Regions from separate parts of the Homo sapiens genome. Here region 1 is linked to region 2. The links are chromatin loops, found by intact Hi-C in ENCODE. Cell type or tissue: PC-3. All regions are shown on one strand. Links, peaks and the distances in the headings refer to the core of each region. The heading gives the core; the rest is flanking DNA.

Region 1 (10,440 bases), core at 2,242-6,241, 82 kb after region 2:
GTGACATGAAGATCCATTATTTCATCCAAAACAATTATATATAACTTCAGAATTTCTGGAGAAATTGATGTATGGGGTGGGGAGCCCTTTAAAAGTAAGAAGTTGGGCTGAGGAGAGTCAGATGTGTTATTCATCATTACTCTCTACATTGATTAAATTTATTAGATGACTAATCATAACCAAAGATTGTTGGCAGGAGAGAGTATGAGAAGATCATTTCATCCTATTATTCAGCTCTGTCTTTAGGCTGATCTCACACTCTCCTGAGGAAAGCTTCAGCAAGTTTTATGCTGAGTTTCATTAGTGCACAGAATAAAGTCCGTTGTATATTACTGCTTTTAAGCAAAACAAATCAAAGTGCCTTAGCCCAGATCATTCCCCCAGCATTATATAATATAAATGCCCAGAAACAACTGCTGGGGAAATCCCACATTCTCATCTTCAGTCTAGGTCATGGGATCAGAGTTAGAATGTAAGAGAAAACATTTAAACTGGCCCCTTAAATGTCTGTACATCAGAGTTCAAGGAAGTGACTCCACAATGTAGCTGAGAGTGAGAGAACTCCAACTGTAAAAAAATACTGAATTTTGCATCTATTGGGAAGATAAATGCAGAAAATGAATGTTGGCATTTCCCCTTCTCTTTTATTGGTAACTGGTGTAGTATATGTTGGCAAAAAGAAATAGTGACTGACAGATAAAGTAGACTGTGAACCACCAAATAACCTCTAGAAATTTTTAACAATGATGTTCCTTTAATATATTATAGCTTTTCAATTGCCGGATAAGTGACTTCTAACTAGAAATAGCTCATATCTAATTACGTTAACATTTTAACTTTTAAATTTGGGATGCACAAAATATGTAAAATTATATATGTATATATGTCATTTGCTTTTTTTTCCTCAAACAACAATGATGTATATAACCAGGTGGTAAAACAATCAAGTCACAGATCCAAAATCATGTTTGTTAATACACAGCATTTTTGCAAGACCAATATTAAGGAGTGTTTAAATCACAATTCAGAAAATATATACATTTTTTCAATTATTTTCTTAGAAATTATTTTAATAGTTGAAATGCTGCATTATTTGGTTATTTATAGGTGGCAACCATCTCTCACTATACTAGATTCCTTTTTCATAGGAAAATTAGCTAGTAGTTCTTTTTAAATTGGCACTGCAGTTCAGACCTACAAATTAACTTGTACAATTGTAAACATGTAATGTCTCTAAAATACACTGCTGTGTGGTGAAGCCTAGAAATTATTTCAGTTCCTTTTAAAAGAACATTGCTCTTTTAAATAATAATGCACAAATAATGGATAATAATGCACAAATTGAGACGTTGGGAATCTAGTTTACTTTTTGTGTTCTTCAAAGAGTTAGGCAAAAGTATTATTTGATTGTTTTAATTTTGACTATTGGCAGTGCAAACAGGAGTTAGGGAAAAGAAGCAACACCACAGTGCTTAAAAGCATAGGCTCTGGCATCCAAATGCTTACATTCAAATCATGACTGCACTATCAGCAGTGTGACAATGGACAAGTTATTTAAACTTCTTTATCCCTCAGTTTCGTCTCTGCAAAATGAGGTTAATAACAATATCTATCTCAAATTGTTGTGATGTACAATGAATTAATAATATTTATAAACTACCTAGAAGAATGTCAGAAATAGTAGAAAGCACTATGTAAACATCTGATAAACATAGTTGATTGTTAGGGCAACAATTCTTTATGCCTTTGGAAGCTGCTATCAGTTTCATGTAATCATCTATTGGATAAAACAGCATTGCTGTCCTTTGATTTTTGGAACTTTCTGTATAACGGGACCAGGGAGCTAAGAGATGGATAGCCACAGTAGTATGTTTGAGCTGGCTTCTACTGGCTTGCAAGAACTTTGTGAGCCAATTGTCAAACATAATCATTATTAATAATTAAAATATTTAAACTGAAAATTATATTAAAAGAAATGGTAATAAATATTTTAAAACCTAACCACTTCCTAATTATTTTCCTGCATTTTACAATTGTCTTTGTTCTTGAGGTTATTTACATCTGTTGTATCTAAGAATTGTATGTCATGGTGTATTACTATGCATTTCTTCCCATCTCCGTATTCAGTGACATCACATTGGTAGCTCGAAATAGGCATAGTATAGTATTTACACTATGAAACTGAGCAAATGTTGCAAATCAAGGCTTGCCCCCACCCCCAATAGCTGGTTGTTAAAATATTTACCATCACACTACTGGATCAGGGTCAGAGTGTCCCATTAGTTTCTGTTATTCTTTTGCTGAATGTTATCATGAGTAAAACAGAGACTGTATTGAGGAAAGGATTGTAAAAAAAAAATGTGCTTACGCCTTAACGGAGGTTTCCCCTATAAACACTTTCCTATGTTAGGCATCCAAAATACTCTAAAATCACCAGAACCATAAGCAATGAAGAAAGGGCTGTTAATTTCATTACTATTAATAACAATGGTCTCCTTTCGTATATCATTGTGTAGTTACATGTTATCTAATAAGGGTATCATGCTAACCCCCTAAGCTAGAATGGTAGCTGTTATCATCACTACTATATAAATGACAAATCTATTTATATAGAAAGTTCAGATTCCACAAGATTATTACTTTCCCACGGTTATTCAACTTGCAATTGAAGAACATTACATATGGATTCAGATTTTCTGACTGCAAATCAAGTGAAAATTCCATTTATGTGATGAATGTTATATTCTTTAACAAAGCCTTATTAATTGTGAGTTAGAGATATCTCCCCCCACACCTCCATGTTCCCTCCCTCCCTCCCTCCCTCCCTCTGTCCTTCTGCTCTGCTCAGCATGTTGGATGCTAAAAGTTAAACCTATTTGAGTTTGTAACAATTTTGTAACACTAACAAATGTTTTTCAAATACATCTGACTCTGTTATTATAGTATATTTAATCAGCCCCCATTGATGGTTATTTAGATTATTTCCAATTTTTTGTTTTTACAATGAACAGTCTTGTCAATAAAACATATCTATAGGATAAGTTTCTACAAGAAAAATTGCTGGATTAAGCTATATGGAGATCGTTCAACATAGTGATGAAGATCTGGGCTCTTTCCCCTGCTAGCTGTGTGACCTTGGGAAAGTTATTGAAATTTCCTGTGCCTCAGTTCTCTATTGCTAAAATAGGGATAATAGCAGTACTTCTCATAGATTCTTTGTGAGTATTAAGTGTATTGGTACATGTATGGTGCTTACAACAGTGTCTAGAATCTAACCACTCAATAAATGTTAACTCATTATTATTAGCATTGAAAATTTTAGATAGGTATTTACAAGTTTCTCCTCATAAGTGTGTTATACTTAATACTTCCATCAATATGAGAATGACTGTCTCTTCACACCATCAATGCTGTGTCTAATTAAACTACTTTTTAATGTTTGCTAATCTGATAGATGAACATGGTATCTCATAATAACTTTTTATTTCTCTAATTAAGCATGAAGTTAAACATTTTCACATGTGTTCATTTGTGTTTCATGCCCTACATGTTTCACGTTTTGCCTATTTTGTTATTTGTTATTAATCTTATTATCGATTTGTAGGAATTCTTTCTGCATTAGGGAGTTCAACCTTTTTCTGTGCTATGACTTACCTTCATCGTGTTCCATATTTTTTTTGTAGAACTTATTCCTATTTTTAATAATGTCTTTATGTCGATTTCAAGCTTCATATGATCAAGGGTCATGTCTATTTGTTTATCACTGTATATTGAACATCTAGCAAAATGCTGAACACATAATAAAGGATCAATAAATATTTAATGAATGATACATGGGCCAGATATGACAAAGAAAATATTTGATACATAAATAGACTGGGAAATTAGAAAGGAACTATTTTGTCTGGAAATGTAATGACTTTGGTTTTGGATATGTTGAGTTTTAGGTAACAGCCACTATTCTAAGTTGAATGTGTTTAAGACTCTTACTTTGGCAAGATACTCATGAAGATTTTGGAGTCATCACTGTGAAGTTATTGATTCAAAACAGATGATCACTGATGGAAAGAATGTTATGGGAGGGTTCATAGACAATACTTCTAATCAAAAGCAATTTCAGGTAGTTATAGTTGTCATAACGTTTTTAAAACAAATATGAAAAGAAAAAATAGAAGCATTGTATATTTCCAAGTATAAAGATATGGTAAATGTAGGAAAATTTTAAAACAATAATGATTATTGAAAAGTATTTAGATAATGTTAGTCATATCCAAATCACTTATTATGAAGAAATGAAACCTTTACTAAGGGAAAACTGAGTTCATCAATAAGCTGGTGGAAATCAGAAGTCCTATTTTTGTATAAGGTAGGCTATTTGTGTTTTTAGTTTGTAATTGGACAGTGATTGTTTTCTATTAGTGAACTATCACTGAGAGATTAATTACTATCATTTTAGTCTCTAGGTCTGTCTTTTATATAATAGATTATATGAAATCTGCATGAACTGTAAGAAACTATTCAGTCTCCTAAAAAGAAACACTTATTTTCTCAGAACAGAGAACATCTTCTAAAATAAGTTATACATGTTATTTAATATGCAGGGATATCTTTATGGCTGCAGTCACTGAATAACCATTGTGACTTAAATGCCTGTGAATTAGTACCTTTATAAGTCTGTTATAAAGTTATAATTCTTTTTTAATAATTGTAAGGAAATAATCAAGGCAGAAATTCTATTCTGATGGCACAGGGGATGTGGTAATCCAATGTTAGTGTCAATTTTCACATGATCCTGTAGATTAAAAGATACTGTCTTGAAAGTGTCCACTTTATTTTTATTAGAACGTATCTGTGACTTAAGAAATTAGAAGGACAGACACAGTTGTACTGATCAGACAAATTATTTAGCGGGCAAAAATTGTAGTCACATTAGAATAACTTCCTACTTAACTTTTAGCTGCCTTTGTCTTATTGATTGGAAATCCTGTTATTTCTGAGCATTTTTGTCATGAAAGCAAGGTTCTTAGGTACAGTCATCATTTTCTTCCCTCCAGGTGAGGGGCTTGTCAGTGATGAATGAAGTAATCTATAAAAGAAGATGCAGAAAGTGTGAAGACAGAAAATAAATCTACTTGAACTGGTGCAGCAGAGCAGTTTATCATGGCGCATCTGGCTGAGCATGTGCTTGCAGTGAACACTAGAGGAGACATATAGTGACAGTCACTAAGGGGCTTTTAGGGAAGCCAGTCATTTGCTTAAGCCAGGCTCTAGGAAGTGCTTATTTTCTACTTATAAGAGGAACATTTGTTCATTAAGAGAGAATAGAAACTTCAAGGTGGCCTGTGTTAATATACAAAGGAAATAGTTACAGAATTTTTGCTCAAGGTGTGTATGACTTGTGGTAAAAGACTGGAAATAAACACAATGCAAATTGTATTTCTTGGTTTTCATAATTACAAAAACATCATCCTTAGAGTTGCTTCTCAAAGACTTCACAAGAAGCAAATGGCGATAGAGTAAGGTTTTATTTCATTCAAATAGTTACTGTTAGGCCAAGCACGGTGGCTCACAACAATAATTCTATCACTTTGGGAGGCCAAAGTGGGAGGGTCACTTGAGCCCAGGAGTTTGAGTCTAGCTTGGGCAACATAGTGAGATCTGGTCTCTACAAAAAAATTTAAAAAAGATTAGTCAGGAATGGTGGCACGTACCTATAGTTCCAGCTACTTGGGAGGCTGAGGAGGGAGAATCACTTGAGCGCAGGAGTTCAGAGTTGCAATAAGCTATAATTGTGCTACTGCACTCTTGCCTGGGCAACAGAGAGAAACCCTGCCTCTAAAAGCAAGCAAACAAAAATAGTTACCATTCCTGCACTTTTGCTCTGCCCCTTGCTGAGACTTGGGGAAAGGAAGTCAATGATTTGTTGTTAAAGGTCGGTTACTTTCCAGAGAGGTAGGCTACCTGAGTCGTGATAAGCCAGTGTCAAAGAACTCATCCAAAAATTGGATTAAAATCCTTAGCAGTACTTGGATGGAACAGAGGGGTGGAAACCACTGTGTTCTAGAAACGTAACACCCAAAATCAGAATGTAGGAGAATGTGGCTGCCTCAACTTGGGGCTGTTCTCTTGGTATGATGAGGGCCAAAATGTACTCATTTACAGAAATATGGCCAAATATTGCTTGCTTACGTCAATCCACATCTCTTTATAGCTAACTATTCTCAATCCCATTACAGAAATGGAAGCTAAGTTTAGCAAATTGTTTGGCCGTTTATGTTTAGTGCACAAAATTCTTAATTAACAAAGTAAAATGCCACAATCCATTGTAAATCACTTTGCTAAACTTTCAAACTTAATAAGGAATTTTGTCTTGTCCAAAAGCTACTTTCAAACCCCTGCTGATCTGGCACTCATGTCTGATTCCCTGTGGAGCTGAGTGAAAGAATGTAAAGGGAGCCAATTAAAGAAACTTTGAGCCAGAATAGACAAGCAGAGGCCATCTTGTCCATCCTTCTGCCTTCAGGCAAAAACCATCCACTGCAACACAAATTTTTGCTTGAATCCTGCTGACAAAAATGCTCACCACATGTAAATGACAAGTCATAATCCAGTTATTGCAACTAAAGCAGATTGTTAACTGCTCAAGACTTATTTATTGTGTTCTAAAGATGCTGAGTATGAAAGCTCATCTGAATTGTCTTAATTCCCCCTTTCTAGAAAATTATTTTGTATAAGAAATGTGCTCAAATAATTGTAAAGATGAGGGAGGTTTGTGTCCAGGAAATAAAGTTATCTTTATCATCTTATTAAATATATTTTTGGTTTCCTTTCACTGTAGGTTTACCTTATGGGTGGGAGGAAGCTTACACAGCAGATGGAATCAAGTACTTCATCAAGTAAGTACAAGCATCTCAACCAAGTAAGCAATTTTCTTCACATCTGGAGAGAACCTGGAAGTTGCAGAATAATCAGCAAAACTAAGAAACCTTCTTGGAGGTTACAAAAATTAGTAACAAGAAATGAAGCCTCACCATTTTCGTTTCATGTGATTTAAATGCTAATATCAGATATCATTTGGGGGAAAAAACCTGGTAATAATTTCTAGGGAAACATCAAAAAATTGGAACAGGATCATCATTTGAACTTAGGCTGGCTGCCTAAATTCACTTGCTGGCTAATAGTATTAGTGTTTATGAAAAGTTAATACCTAGCAAAAAAATCCGTTTTGTATATCTTTGAAAGTTCTTAACAATAATGCTAATATCAACATTTTTTAATGCTTTAAAATGCACACAGTTCATTCTGCAACTATTTTTTGAGCATTTGCTGTTTGCCAGGCAGTGTTCCACGCCCTGCAGATATAGTGGTGAAATATATAGACTGGTTTCTTGATAGCATAGAATTTACATAATAGAGAGGAAAAACAGACAGTAGATAAATAACTTGAGATAAATAGGACAGTATATGAACAAACCTTACCTCAGTGGATTCTCAGAACAACCTCTTGAGGTATGTATACCTTGTCATTTTTTCTGTTTTATAGATGAAGAAAATAAGAGTCTTGAGTAGTTACCAAAAAATCTATCACTACTTAATTACCAAGTCAGAACTAGAGTCAAAGTCTTCTGACCGCAAGATTCTACTATCTGCACTAGACTGTCACTGATAAAGACCCATCCTTAAAGCCTGAACAGGAATACATTTCCTAGATGCTGAACTGGTTAGTTTTGCCCTGGACAGAGCACTGTGATATACTTCTACCGTTTCCTGAAAATTCCTTTTATGTCAGAATTGACATTTCGAGAGCACAAAGGGGAATCCCAACAGACTCCTAAGAGCCCAGGGGACTCCTTTGTGTATCCTTTTAGCAAAGTATACTTGGTATGCATTTTGGGAGGAAAAGGGAGACATGTCCTTGCTATCCCCTTTCAAATGTGCAAATATTTTACAAAGCAATATCCAGATTTTGGATTCTCATGCCCCGCAACTTTACACAGTTCCTACATCTCTGTTAACCTCAGCTTTCACATCATATACTGAGGGGAATATTACCTACTTTATAAAGTTGTTTAATCTTAAGTACCTAGCATAGAACTTGGAACACAGTAGATGCCCAATAAATAGCCATCATGAATTTACAATATGGAGAAACCATCGTGGAGGGGAAAAAAAACCTGAACAATCATATGACCATTAAAAACATTGAGAATTCAAAAGCTTTGTATTTGAAAAAATTTAAGGAAAAACTAGAGATAAACCTGGCAAAGTGTTTTCATGCTGAATTTTTTTCTTGCAATCTCTAGCATGAAGTGATTAATCAGGCAAAGGTGTTGTTTATAACATTTGAAAGAAAATGAACTTTTGGCATAGAGGACCCAGGAATTCCATGTGCAGATTACATTTAGTGCCACACTCTTTACTTCCAGAATCAGACCTCTTCTGGAAGGGGCTCTCTAGCATGCAGGATTAATCATGTTTAGTTTCTGGAAGATTTGAATCACTGTACTGTAGGAATGGCAGGAAAATGAAAAAATGCATTCAAATCTGTGTTGCATTTCTTTCTTTCTCTCTTTTTGATATTAACTTTATAAAGGAAAAGATGAGGGCATGAGCATTTACTGAGCACTAGCTTGTGCTTAATAGCCAGGAATATGCTAGGTGTATTTCTCTATGCATTATATCATTTAATGCTCTTAACAATGTGGAAAGTAGGTGTTGCTGGGCTCTTATTGGAATGGCATTATGATGGTAGTGAGCTGCATCTTGCCCTTAGCCATGCTTTCTCCTAGAAGGTTCCCCAAAGAAATGCATGATTAAAAGAAAGAAAATTAGCATTCATTATTAACTGGGGTTCTGCATTCAGGATCCTTTGAAATGTCAGTAAATGAGTCTGGATCCTGTGGGGAACTCCTTTACCTAAACCTAGCTGTCTGTCAGTATATCCTAACCCAGAGTTGAATGTCAGAATCTAACTAGTGCCTTAAGAGAAAAAAATACTAGGGGCACAGTTACCCAAAACAGAGAAAGCAGGAACAAGTGATGGTCAGCCAGAGAGTTGGTTTGTCTCCTTACCTGTTACCCAGCTAGCTTAAGCCACTGTTCTTTGCAGCCTGGAACAATAGCCTTGGGCTGGTCTCCCACTATAAGGGAGAATAGAGTCCCAGAAGAGGAGATAAAAGGGAGTCAATAAGCCCTTTGGCTGCCCTGGGAACCAACTCAGTGTCTGTGGAAAGAACAGAGAGATGCTACATTTATCCTAACCCCATTGCTTTGCTCGGAAAATATACCCCCAAAGGGTGTGTTTTGGAAGTCCATCAATTTTTTGTTTCCTTGACCTTAGTCTTGACACATAAGGAAAACAGAAAAAGAGATGATAAAATAAATGTATTCCCCAAAGGGCCATAGTAGATCTTATTGTCTTACCATTTCATTAGGAGAAACTGTTAAAAGAGGCTGTAGTCATCAAGGTCACACAGTAATAAAATTGCAGAGCCAAGATTCAGATCCAGGGTTGTCTGGCCCCAAAGCCACCTGCACACACACACACACACACACACACACACACACACACACACACACGCCTCACCACCTCTGTATCCTCATGTTAATATAGTATGTTGACATGTGACAAGAAAGACACTTCAAACAGATCTTAATTTAGGAAGAGCTCTATACTTTATCCATTTTAAAACAGCAGAATAGAAACTTGGTTGTAAGAATAAGAAGTTGTCTTCCAGAGATTAAAAAAGTCAAAGAGTAGAAATAGGAAAATCTAACAATATGCCATTACTTCTTTTACCCAGCCTCATGAAGGAATGGGGTGTTTGGCATAAGTTAGTTTTTTTTTGTTGGAACTTAACCCTATTCAAGCACCAAGACTTATTTTAGTTAACTGTTCTTGATGAAAGTCTTACTTTAATATATGTTACACACTTCCCTGACTTCTTATACAGAGGCCAGTGAACAAAATCCTTATGAACATCCATCATTATACACAATACAGTGAGTTCTACAGGGGATATTACGCTGTATAAGACACAGTAGAGACACAGCTGTCATCTCTTGCTTCTCTCAGTGTCCCTGTTCCTCTCCTCATGACCATTCTCTTTGCCCACTCTCCACAAGCCACCTTCTTCCCCAGTTTTGTACTTGAGGACAGGATGCCAGATAATGAGGCTAATTTGAACTGCTTGTAAATAGCCTTTGAATGTGGTTCTGCAGGAGTGCTTATGTAAGTCAAGTATGATACATAAGTTCTGTTGCAGGTGGATTTGATTACAGGAAGGCCATCTGGTATCAGGGAAAGAAGAGCATGGGCTTTGGACTTGGAGAAACTTTAATTAAAATGACACTGTCTACACAAAATAGCTAAATAAAATAGCTAAACCTTAGGCACATTTACTTAACCTCTCTGGGATTAATTTCTCCATTTATAAAAAG
Region 2 (10,440 bases), core at 3,012-7,011:
GGGCTAAGAAACAGACACCCTAATAACAGTGAGCACATTACTATATCTAAGTGTCCAGATACCACTCCCCACTAGAAGAAAGCCAGGCTACTCAGAGAAATGACAAATTTCAGAAATGAGGAAGGGTAAGTAAAATATAAGCCTGGAATATCTTAATATGCCAGAAAATAAGGACGTGCTCAAAATGACAGGGGCATATCACAGGAACTAGCTTGAAGGGGCTTCCACTGGCCAAATATGGAAGAACTTGAGTACCAAAATAATTTAGTACAGTAATGTATTGCAGACTATAGAAGAAATCGTAATTCACGGTATCATTCGTAAATTGATTAATTAATTAATAGGGAGAAAGGAGTACTTTTGCCTATAGTAGGATGTTGAATACTGACTGGTAATTGCAGAGAAGCTGCTAGATTTGGAAATCAGTATTTTATATCTATTTTAATAAAGACTTGATCAGGCACAAATCATTCAATGCTAAATTTAGGGAAAAATTTTGATGAAGAGCAGAATATTTACATGGTTTTAAAGTATCTCTCTACAAACTGCTTATTAATTGCAAGGGGGTAAAATAGCAGTTATACAGTGGAGAAATCAGAAAACACCTTGACTAAATGTTGCTAAATGTGCTAAATGTTGATATCACCAATGAAGAACATTTGGGCATTGTGTGACTCCAAATATGATGCCCAAAAAATGACTACAACATCACCTGTGTAATTTTCTGGGCGAGAATGTGTAACCTGAATCTAACCATGAAGAGATGTCAGGCAAGCTCAAAATGAGAGAAAGTTTTGTTTAAAAAAAAAAAAAAAAAAAGACGTGTATGACGTGTGTGTGTGTGTGTGTGTGTGTGTGTGTGTGTGGGTTGTATTCTTTAGAAATGTCAATGCTATTTTCTTAAAAAAAAAAAAGGTAATAAAAGTTTACAGGTTAAAAGATGCTAAAGAGACGTGAAAACTAAATACAGCATCTGACTCCAGACTGGATCCTCTACCGGAATGGGAAAAATGCTATAAAGGATATTATTGGGTCAGTTGACAAAATTGGAATACAGATGGTAGATTAAAGCATTGAATTGATGTTAAAATTCCTAAATTTGTTAACTGTACTGTGGTTATATAAAAGAATATCCTTATTCTTAGGAAATATGTGGTTATATAAGAAAATATCCTTATTCATAGGAAATATTGGAGTTTTTAGGGATAAAGGACCATGATATATATAACTTACCCTCAGATGGTTAAAAAAGTGCATGTATATTTATATATACATGTGTGTTATTTATACACATATATGTAATTGCATTGTGTATAAATATTACATATATGAATAAATATGTGAGCGAGATTGAGAACATGCAAAATCTCAGCCACAACCACTTACTATCAGTGGCTTACAAGAATATATTGTTTCTCACTCATGAACATGTTGGCAAAAGGATGAACCTGGGGAATTAGGTAAATCTGGGTAAAGGATATGAGGATATTCTTTATACTATTCTTGCAGCTCAACTGAATATTTGAAATTATTTCCAAAGTCAAGTTTTTTTAAAGTCCTCTATTTTCGGGCCAATTTTCGGACCCTCATTTTATTAAATATTTTTGTACTTTAATTGATATGACTTTTTAGTGCTTTTCATTCTGTATCTTTTATACCTCCATGAGTTTATATGGCCAGATCTTTTTACATTTTAGCGTTTGCATCCTGAAAATGGACATTTACAAATCTTTCTTGTTAGTTTTTATATGTAGGATAAATTAGGGGATTTTTCTCCTAACTTTACATTTTTCTTTTCTCCTAAAGGCTTGGAATATATAAACTTTAGAATATCAGCCATGATTGATAAAATAATAATTGTATTAAAGGCTGATGTAAGATGTGAATCTAAGGAAAAATAGCAGTTTTTTTCTTTTTCTAGCAGTACCTACTTTTTCCACATGAGGCCCTCCTGTATTTATTTCTGTGAAAGGATTAGTTTCTGTTATTAAGAAAGGTCATGTCTGCATGAATAAGTAATCTAAGGCTAATTTGTATTAGAATTTAATAAGACAAAAAAATGAATATATGAAAAAATATATAAACAAAAGAGAGAATCTTATATGGTTCACAGTGAATTGGCCAAACACAGTGGCTCACGCCTATAATCCCAGCACTTTGGAAGGCCAAGGTGGGTGGATCACTTGAGGCCAGAAGTTCAAAACCAGCCTGGCCAACATGGTGAAACCCCATCTCTACTAAAAATACAAAAAAATTCGCTGGGCATGGTAGCACATGCCTGTCATCCCAGCTACTCGGAAGGCTGAGGCACAAGAATCACTTTAACTTGGGAGGTGGAGGCTGCAGTGAGCTGAGACTACACTGCACTCCAGCCTGGGTAATAGAGTGATATTTCATCTCAAAAACAAAACAAAAACAAAAACACAGTGAATTGGCCTAAGGATAAGTGCAGTAGATAATGGGGTTTGGAGTTATACCTTTGGTTTATACCCTGACCCTGCTCCTTGCTAGCTTTTGACCTTTGTCAAACTACTTCACCTTTATGGGTCTCAGCTTCCTCATCTGCAAAATGGGTTTGATAATGGGATCCTTCACAATAACATTAGAGGTATTAAGATAATACACATAGATGATAATGTGTATAGCACATACCACTCAACAAATATTACAAATAATAGAAGAAAAAATATTAAGAGGTGGAAATGATTTGTATTAACTATTTAATAAAGAGGAGGAAAATGTAATTTTAACTGAGGGCATAAGGGGACTTTTCATAGATAAGGTGGCACGTGAGCTGACCCAGACACAGAAAGGCAGAGCATTTCAGGCTGAGAAAACAGCATGAAAATCATGGCATAAAAGGGGAAATTTGCTTGTGTTTGTGGTCAAAATAAACCTTTTCTATGCTAACTTTAAGTTATTTGTTAATATATTTCTGTCTTCATGTCTGAAAAAGTGTTAATAGTACCTACCTTACAATTTTTTCATAGGACTTGAGAATTTAAGAGCCTAAACCTGTCAGGAATCTAATTTTGAATACTAGTTTTGACATGTATTCTTTTATCAACATCACTATCAAAGGCCCAGGAACATAAGGGAAACACGGAAAGATGAAGCTGTTAGGAAATGACATTTGGGTGGGTGTGTTGGGGCCTACACATATAAGCAGTTGAATACCAGCCTAAGATCTTAGAGGACTGCCATTTAAAATATTTGACAAGGAGAGAAAAATGAACAACTGTCTCCACGTATAATCTGACCCCACTCTTTCTTTCATACTCCATAACCAACTTGTTGGGCCTACTTTTTAGAAATCACAGAATTTTGCCACTTTTCACCACTTCCATCAGTGGTCTAAGCCGCCATCAGGTCCCACCTGTGTTGCTATTATAGCTTCCTACCAGATCACGCTACTTTTACCCTGCCTCACTCCCATACTGTCTAATCTGAACAAAGCAGCCAGAAATATTGTTTTAAAACTGCACTTAGAACTCTCCAGGACTTTCCATCTCAGTCAAAGTAAGGCAGAAATGCTGCAAGTAGAAACCTCCAAGTAACTGTTAAAGCCTATGAGGGCCTACATGACCTGCTGTCCTTTCCCCATCCTAACACTCCTTTTAAAGTACCTCAGCTCTTTCCACACTTCTCCCCTCCACCCCTTTACTCATTCTCCAGCTCATCTGGTCTCTTTGCACCATCTTTCCTCTGACCCTTACTGTGTGTGGAGGAGTTTCTTTTAGTATAACTATTACTATCTTACATCTTAAATAATTTACTTATGTTTTGCTCTTTATCTGTGTCCCCCAACTGGAGGGTAAGCTTCATGAAGACAGCTATCTTGGATTTGTTCTCTGATTTATCTTACAACAATAGCTGTTATTAGGTACTCAAACATTTGGTGAATGGATAAAGGGATAAATGGAGGATATACTTTAAGGTTAAACTGACAGCAAGTTGGGAAGTAACCGAAGATCAGATAAAAGGCTGTTGTAATAGTCTAGAACAGCAATGTCCCTTAGAAATATAATGAAAGCCACAATATATTGCTATATTTTCTAAGAGCTACATTTTTAAAAAAGGAAAAAGAAACAGGTAACGTTAATTTTAATATATTTTATTTAGTTGGATTTATCTAAAATATTACTTTAGCATGCAGTAATATTTTTAAAATTCATTATGAGATATTTTTACTTTTTTATACTGTATCTTTGAAATCTAGTGTTTTTAAAATTTAGAGCACATCTCAATTTTTACACTGAATTTTCATTGGAAATACTGGATCTGTGCTTAGATTTAATAAAATTTACAGTTGAAAAAGTAAATTCACATACTCAAATTGTTCCAAACTTATTTTAAAAGTTTCTAATGACTGAATTGAATACCAAAAATCTTTTTCTTTTAATGTTTACATCCACACTAACAAAACTATTTTATTTTCTAAGAAGAATTTGTTTTTAAGCAAGATCTTTTCAAAGCTACATCTGTTAAGTACCGTCACTAATTCTTGTCAGCTCAGTATTATTAGCATAAAATTCAAGCCTGTGAGATGGAGGCTGCAGTGAATTATGATCATGCCGCTGCACTCCAGCCTGGGCAACAGAGGAAGAACCTGTCTCAAAAACAAACAAAAAAACTGGCCAAGCCCAGTGGCTAATGCCTGTAATCTCAAAACTTTGGGAGATCTGCCAAGGCAGGCAGATCGCTTGAGCCCAGCAGTTCCATTCCAGCCTGGGCAGCATGGAGAACCCCCGACTCTACAAAAAATATTAGCATCAAATTCAAGGAGTATTACAAATAACAAAAGCAACTCTAAATTTAGCAGTATGAAGAAAGCATACTTCAAAATTTTTTCAGTTTTCATAGCCAATTTATGTAACACTATCAATAATTAAGATCTGCATATTAGCTTATAGTAGAAAAATAGGTAAAGTCATTATTTTTTATTTATATTATGAAAAAGTTCAATTTCACTATAAACTCTTATACTTATCTAGCTTCATAAACTTTCCTTTTCCTTGTAGTTTGTAGTTTAACTCATTTACATGCACTGATATTAGTGAGAAAATGTAAATCACACTGCCATTTTCTTTTGTCTGGTTACTGAATAATAGATGCACCTTCCTTTTGTTTAAGAAAACCTTTAATTGGAGTTAAAAGTACAGAAAATCTTCGTAAATCTCTTTCATAACTCAGCCAAGAAGTATTGGCAAATAACATAGCATCAGAAAATGTATTGTCCTCCTTTTTTCTTTTAACAGTTTTATAAACTACTGATGACTCAATTTACGTGCGTATACTAAACAGTGTTAGCAACTGTATCTATGATGCTTTTCATAAAATCAGCTTGAGAAAACTAAGCACAAATATTTTCAATATGTATCATACAGTGGAATAAAACAATAAAGCAGCCTCTTTCTTCTTTGAAAATGTCAATACATTCAAATTTGGTTGTTGTTGTTGTTTCTAATTTTACTTTGAGTTCTGGGATACATGTGCAGAACGTGCAGGTTTATTACATAGGTATACATATCCCATGGTGGTTTGCTGCACCTATCAACCCGACATCTAGGTTTTAAGCCTTGCATGCAGTAGGTATTATCTTTATGCTCTCCCTCCCCTTGCTCCACCGCCCGACAGGCCCCAGTGTGTGATGTTCCCCTCCCTGTGTACATGTGTTCTCATTGTTCAACTCTCACTTAAGAGTGAGAATATGCAGTATTTGGTTTTCTGTTCCTGTGTTAGTTTGCTGAGAATGATGGTTTCCAGCTTCATCCATGTATCTGCAAAGGACATGAAGTCTTTTCTTTTTTATGGCTGCATAGAATTCCATGATGTATATATGCCACATTTTCTTCATCCAGTCTATCATTGATGGGCATTTGGGTTGGTTCCAAGTCTTTGCCATTGTGAACAGTGCCACAATAAACGTACTTGTGCATGTGTCTTTATAGTAGAATGATTTATAATCCTTTGGGTATATACCCAGTAAGAGGATTGCTGGGTCAAATGGTATTTCTGGTTCTAGATCCTTGAGGAATCGCCACACTGTCTTCCACAATGGTTGAACTAATTTACACTCCCACCAACAGCGTAAAAGCATTCCTATTTCTCTACATCCTCTCCAGCATCTGTGTTTCCTGACTTTTTCATGATCGCCATTCTAACTGGCATGAGATGGTATCTCATTGTGGTTTTGATTTGCGTTTCTCTGATGACCAGTGATGATGAGCTTTTTTCATATGTTTCTTGGCCGCATAAATGCCTTCTTTTGAGAAGTGTCTGTTCATATCCTTCACCCACTTTTTGATGGGGTTAATACATTTAAATTTTCGATGCAACATAGCTGGAGCACCATTTATCATGATGAAAACTTGTTTTTTATTATCTACCTGAAACTTTTTTGACAGATGTAAAAGGGTTAAAAATATCTACACTGCAAGTTTGATTTTTTTAGGCTGCAAATCAACATTTTATCATAAGTTTGGACACCCTTTGAGGCAGTACATGCCTGAAGGATGAATTTGGTAGTGTCTCTTGCATGATATGGCCCACTGAAAGCTATTTTAATCAATTGATCGTTGATATTCTTAGAAAGTTCTTATAGTCGATGGGCATTTGTTTTATTACTTAATTGAATATCCTCCATTTTTTATGAAATACGTTTCCCAGTATTTTTATCATAACTGAAATTACTATCTCAATCTAAAAATGGTTTTCTTTTTTGTGCAAAAATTCTAGCCATTTTATAGTTACAAATGTTGGACATTTACTTCTGGTGACTAATTTTATTTATTTATTTTTTTAACTGCTAATACGAAACTTCTTATCAAATTCACCATTAATTTGCAAAAATGGCTATTAATATTGCTCACTTTATATATATTTCAAAATTTTCTTCTACAGTAAACACACTTTTTGCAAATTGCAATTGCATTGTTCCAGTAATATTACTAGCTAATTTATCTCCATTTTATTCTGCATCAGTAGTATGTCTTCACTTTACATTTAATTTAAATTTAATTTTGTCCATACTTATTTTATGGACAAATTTTTACTAAATACAAAAAATAAATATAGCCTAATAAAAATAAGTATTTTAATTTAATTACTAATATGATTTACCTAGGTATCATTGTAACTCAGGCTGATTGCATAAAATATTCAGATAAGCCTACTGTGTGTACATATTGGTGTGTAAAAAAGGATTTATAATTAATTAATTTTTTGACACTGGCCACATCAGTTACGTGTTTATGTATACTACTCAACTGACTCATGTGCCTGACACAGACATTACAGTTCAACAATAATATCTTAAATGATGCAGTGATTACAGTGAGTTAGAGTTCTACCAAAACAGTAAAGTCTTGTTTTGTGAAAAAATAGTTTACATTTCTTGAGTTTTTAAACTTAAATACAAAATAATTATAATTAAATTAAAAATTTGGTTCCTCAGTCAACTAGCTATATTTCAGGTGCTCAGTAGCCACATATAAGTAGTGGCTACTGTGATTGGACAATGCTGATCTAGAACTCTACATCCTTTCTACTCAGAGTGGTCAGCAACAGGAGAAATATCAGCAATCAGGAACTTAGAAATGCAGTCTTAGGTCTCATCCCAGATCTATAGAATCAGAATCTACACTTAACAAGTCTTCAGGTGATTTGTTTACACCTTAAAATTTGAGAAGCTCTTGTCCAGAAAATAGGCAATGGAGGATTTAACTGGGTAATCATAATAGTAATATACCAAAAAGGTCTATGCAGAAGACACCATGAGGATAAAGTCCACCAGATTTAACAGTCATAAAATGTGCAGTAATAAGGAGAAACAACAGTCAAGTCTTTGTAGTTTAGTGACTGAGAGGCTGTAATGATGCAATCAACAAAATAAGATAAATGAGATTGAGGGTAAAGATGTGTGGATTCAGAGTAGTACTTAGTATATAGTTTCCAGTTTAAACAAAAATAATTAAAAATACATGTATACATCTGTGTATACAAACCCACATGCATACATACTGAAACACCATTCATTTCATTAACACCGTAAAAAAACATAGACTACCCAAAATCAACCCTGAAAGTGTCCAATTTTAAAATATGTTGACCATGGATACTATTCAGCTTTTCTTATGTACATAGAATGATATTATTTTGTTAAGAGGATTTTGATGATACAGACCTATTGTTAATGAAAGAGTTCCTATGCTTTAGTGAAAATACCTTTCCATTTTTCCAAAGATTGATTTCTTTTTTCACAATAAATGAGTCTTTAAAAATTATAAATACAGAGTATGTATAACTCTTCTCTTAAAAATTTTTAAAAACTAGAAATTTAAATGGTGTGAAATTTGGCAGTTTCTTTCCTTTGATATCCTTTTGAAGATCTTGACACCAAGTTACTACAGTACTAATGATCATCCCATGTAAATTCCTTAAGCACATAGATAACCTAATTATTAAAACAAGCTGTGAAGGGCTCATTTTTCACTGGAAGGATCACCTTCATTGTTTTATTCAATCAAGGATAGCTACCAGAATACCTACTCACTGTTTTGAAAAGAATTGGCTGTACTGTTCTCTAAAACTCAAGTATTTTTATGAGTTTTTGTGTCTTACAGAATAACCGAGCTTAAGTTTAAAATCATGAGCACAATTTCCCATGAAATTGTTGTTATTTTTTCTTCAAGTTCTAACAACTTTTCACAGGCATGGGCCACTCTTAGCGACTTCCTTTGATCAACAGCTTTCTAAAGCCTACTCTCACACTTAAGTTGTTTTTAAAGTTTCTTTCAGCATAGTATTATGACCTAAGGCAGCAATGAATTGGTGAACAGTCCAAAGCCAAAATATTTAGCTTGTCTGAACCAGTCTTTGCCCTAAAGAAACATGGGATATTAAGCATTTGGCAAATTCTCTGGGTTCAGATAAGCCCACTTGTAGTTGGCCTCACCTGTGTAAAGGTTGAGTTCAGTTCTTGAGAAGAGCATGAAGTCCTGAGGCAGAAATATAAGGTCAAATCAACACAGGATTCTCTGTGGACAATTGAGGTTGAACATGAATCAAGTAACAGCTAGTGCAGCTGACATGTGAGCTATCTTAGTTTTCAGATGAAGCAACAAAGGAAACCAAGAACAAATTAAATGTGTCTTTAAAAGGAACAACAATAATAAGTGATTCCTAAAGTACTTTTCACATTTTCACACTTTTAAAGATTGTGTTTCTTGTGTATTCATTTAAAAAGCAGCAAAGCCTCTAATTTTCAGAATTGATGTGATTTCTCTTATTTTTCTTTAGTGATTAAATTTTTACTAGTTTTTCAGTATAGCACTAGTAGGTGTTTTAAGATGCTATCTCATCTTCAGAGGGAAAAAGAAGAAAAATACATATATTTGTCAGTCTTTTCTGTTCTAAAAGCATGCTGTAGTAAAATGTTCCTGTTTCCATTTCAGATAGTCACTGTGGCCTCAGAATGCCAGCTTTTATTTTCTACCAAAAACCCTCTTTACTCAGATCCCTCATGCTATTCTTTTATTGCCACAGCCACATCCTACCTGCTCCCCTAACACCTGGCAAACACTAATCTGTTCTATATCTCCATAATGTTGTCATTTCAAGAATATTGTATAAATGGAATCATACAGTATGTCATCTTTTGGGATTGGTTCTTTTTACTCAGCAATAATTCCCTTGGGATTCGTCTAGATTCTTGTGTGTATCTGTAGGTTGTTCCTTCTTATTGATGAGTGCATTTAAAACTGGTTAAATCTAAATAAAGTTGTGGGTTGTATCCATGTCAGTTTCCTAGTTGTGATAGTCTATTACAGTCATGCAAGATGAAACTACTGGGGGAGGTTGGATAAAGAGTGCATTCTCCTATACATGCCTGTAATCCCAGCACTTTAGGAGGCCAAAGTGGGAGGATTGCTTCAGACCAAGAGGTCAAAATCAGCCTGGGCAACCAATCATGACTCCATCTCTACAATTATCTTAAAAGGCTTTTTTTTTTTTAAATATATATTTTAAGTTCTGGGATACATGTGCAGAACGTGCAGGTTCGTTACATAGGTATACACGTGCCATGGTGGTTTGCTGCACCCATCAATCCATCATCTACATTAGGTATTTCTCCTAATGCTATCCCTCCTCTCACCCCTGACCCCCTGACAGGCCCCAGTGTGTGATGATCCCCTTTCTGTGTCCATGTGTTCTCATTGTTCAACTCCCACTTTTGAGTAAGAACATGCAGTGTTTGGTTTTCTGTTCCTGTGTTAGTTTGCTGAGAATGATAATTTCCAGCTTCATCCATGTCCCTTCAAAGGACATGCACTCATCCTTTTTTTATGGCTGCATAGTATTACCTGGTGTATATTTGCCGCATTTTCTTTATCCAGTCTATCATTGATGGGCATTTGGGTTGATTCCAAGTCTTTGCTA

What was found. A loop is a pair of places that touch in the nucleus more often than their neighbours do. Peaks named below come from ENCODE experiments on the same cell type or tissue, not always from the same donor. Only the 100,000 strongest peaks of a DNase experiment are listed, where the experiment ranks them.
Region 1: it touches region 2 in a loop (5-fold over the local background); 1 of 110 quality-filtered maps calls a loop at or near these places.

What each region holds. Positions count from the first base shown.
Region 1 is chr17:55,134,472-55,144,911 of GRCh38, forward strand. STXBP4 (syntaxin binding protein 4) reads left to right here. Exons shown (of 18, transcript NM_178509.6): 17 at 6,839-6,896. Among named protein-coding and RNA genes, the nearest start is that of HLF, 130 kb to the right of the region's middle. In PC-3, for the core only: no CTCF peak of the experiment used is centred there; no DNase peak of the experiment used is centred there.
Region 2 is chr17:55,052,086-55,062,525 of GRCh38, forward strand. All of the region lies in intron 12 of STXBP4 (syntaxin binding protein 4), which reads left to right. Among named protein-coding and RNA genes, the nearest start is that of STXBP4, 89 kb to the left of the region's middle. In PC-3, for the core only: no CTCF peak of the experiment used is centred there; a DNase peak (open chromatin) is centred at 4,636; H3K27ac peaks cover 1,770 bases.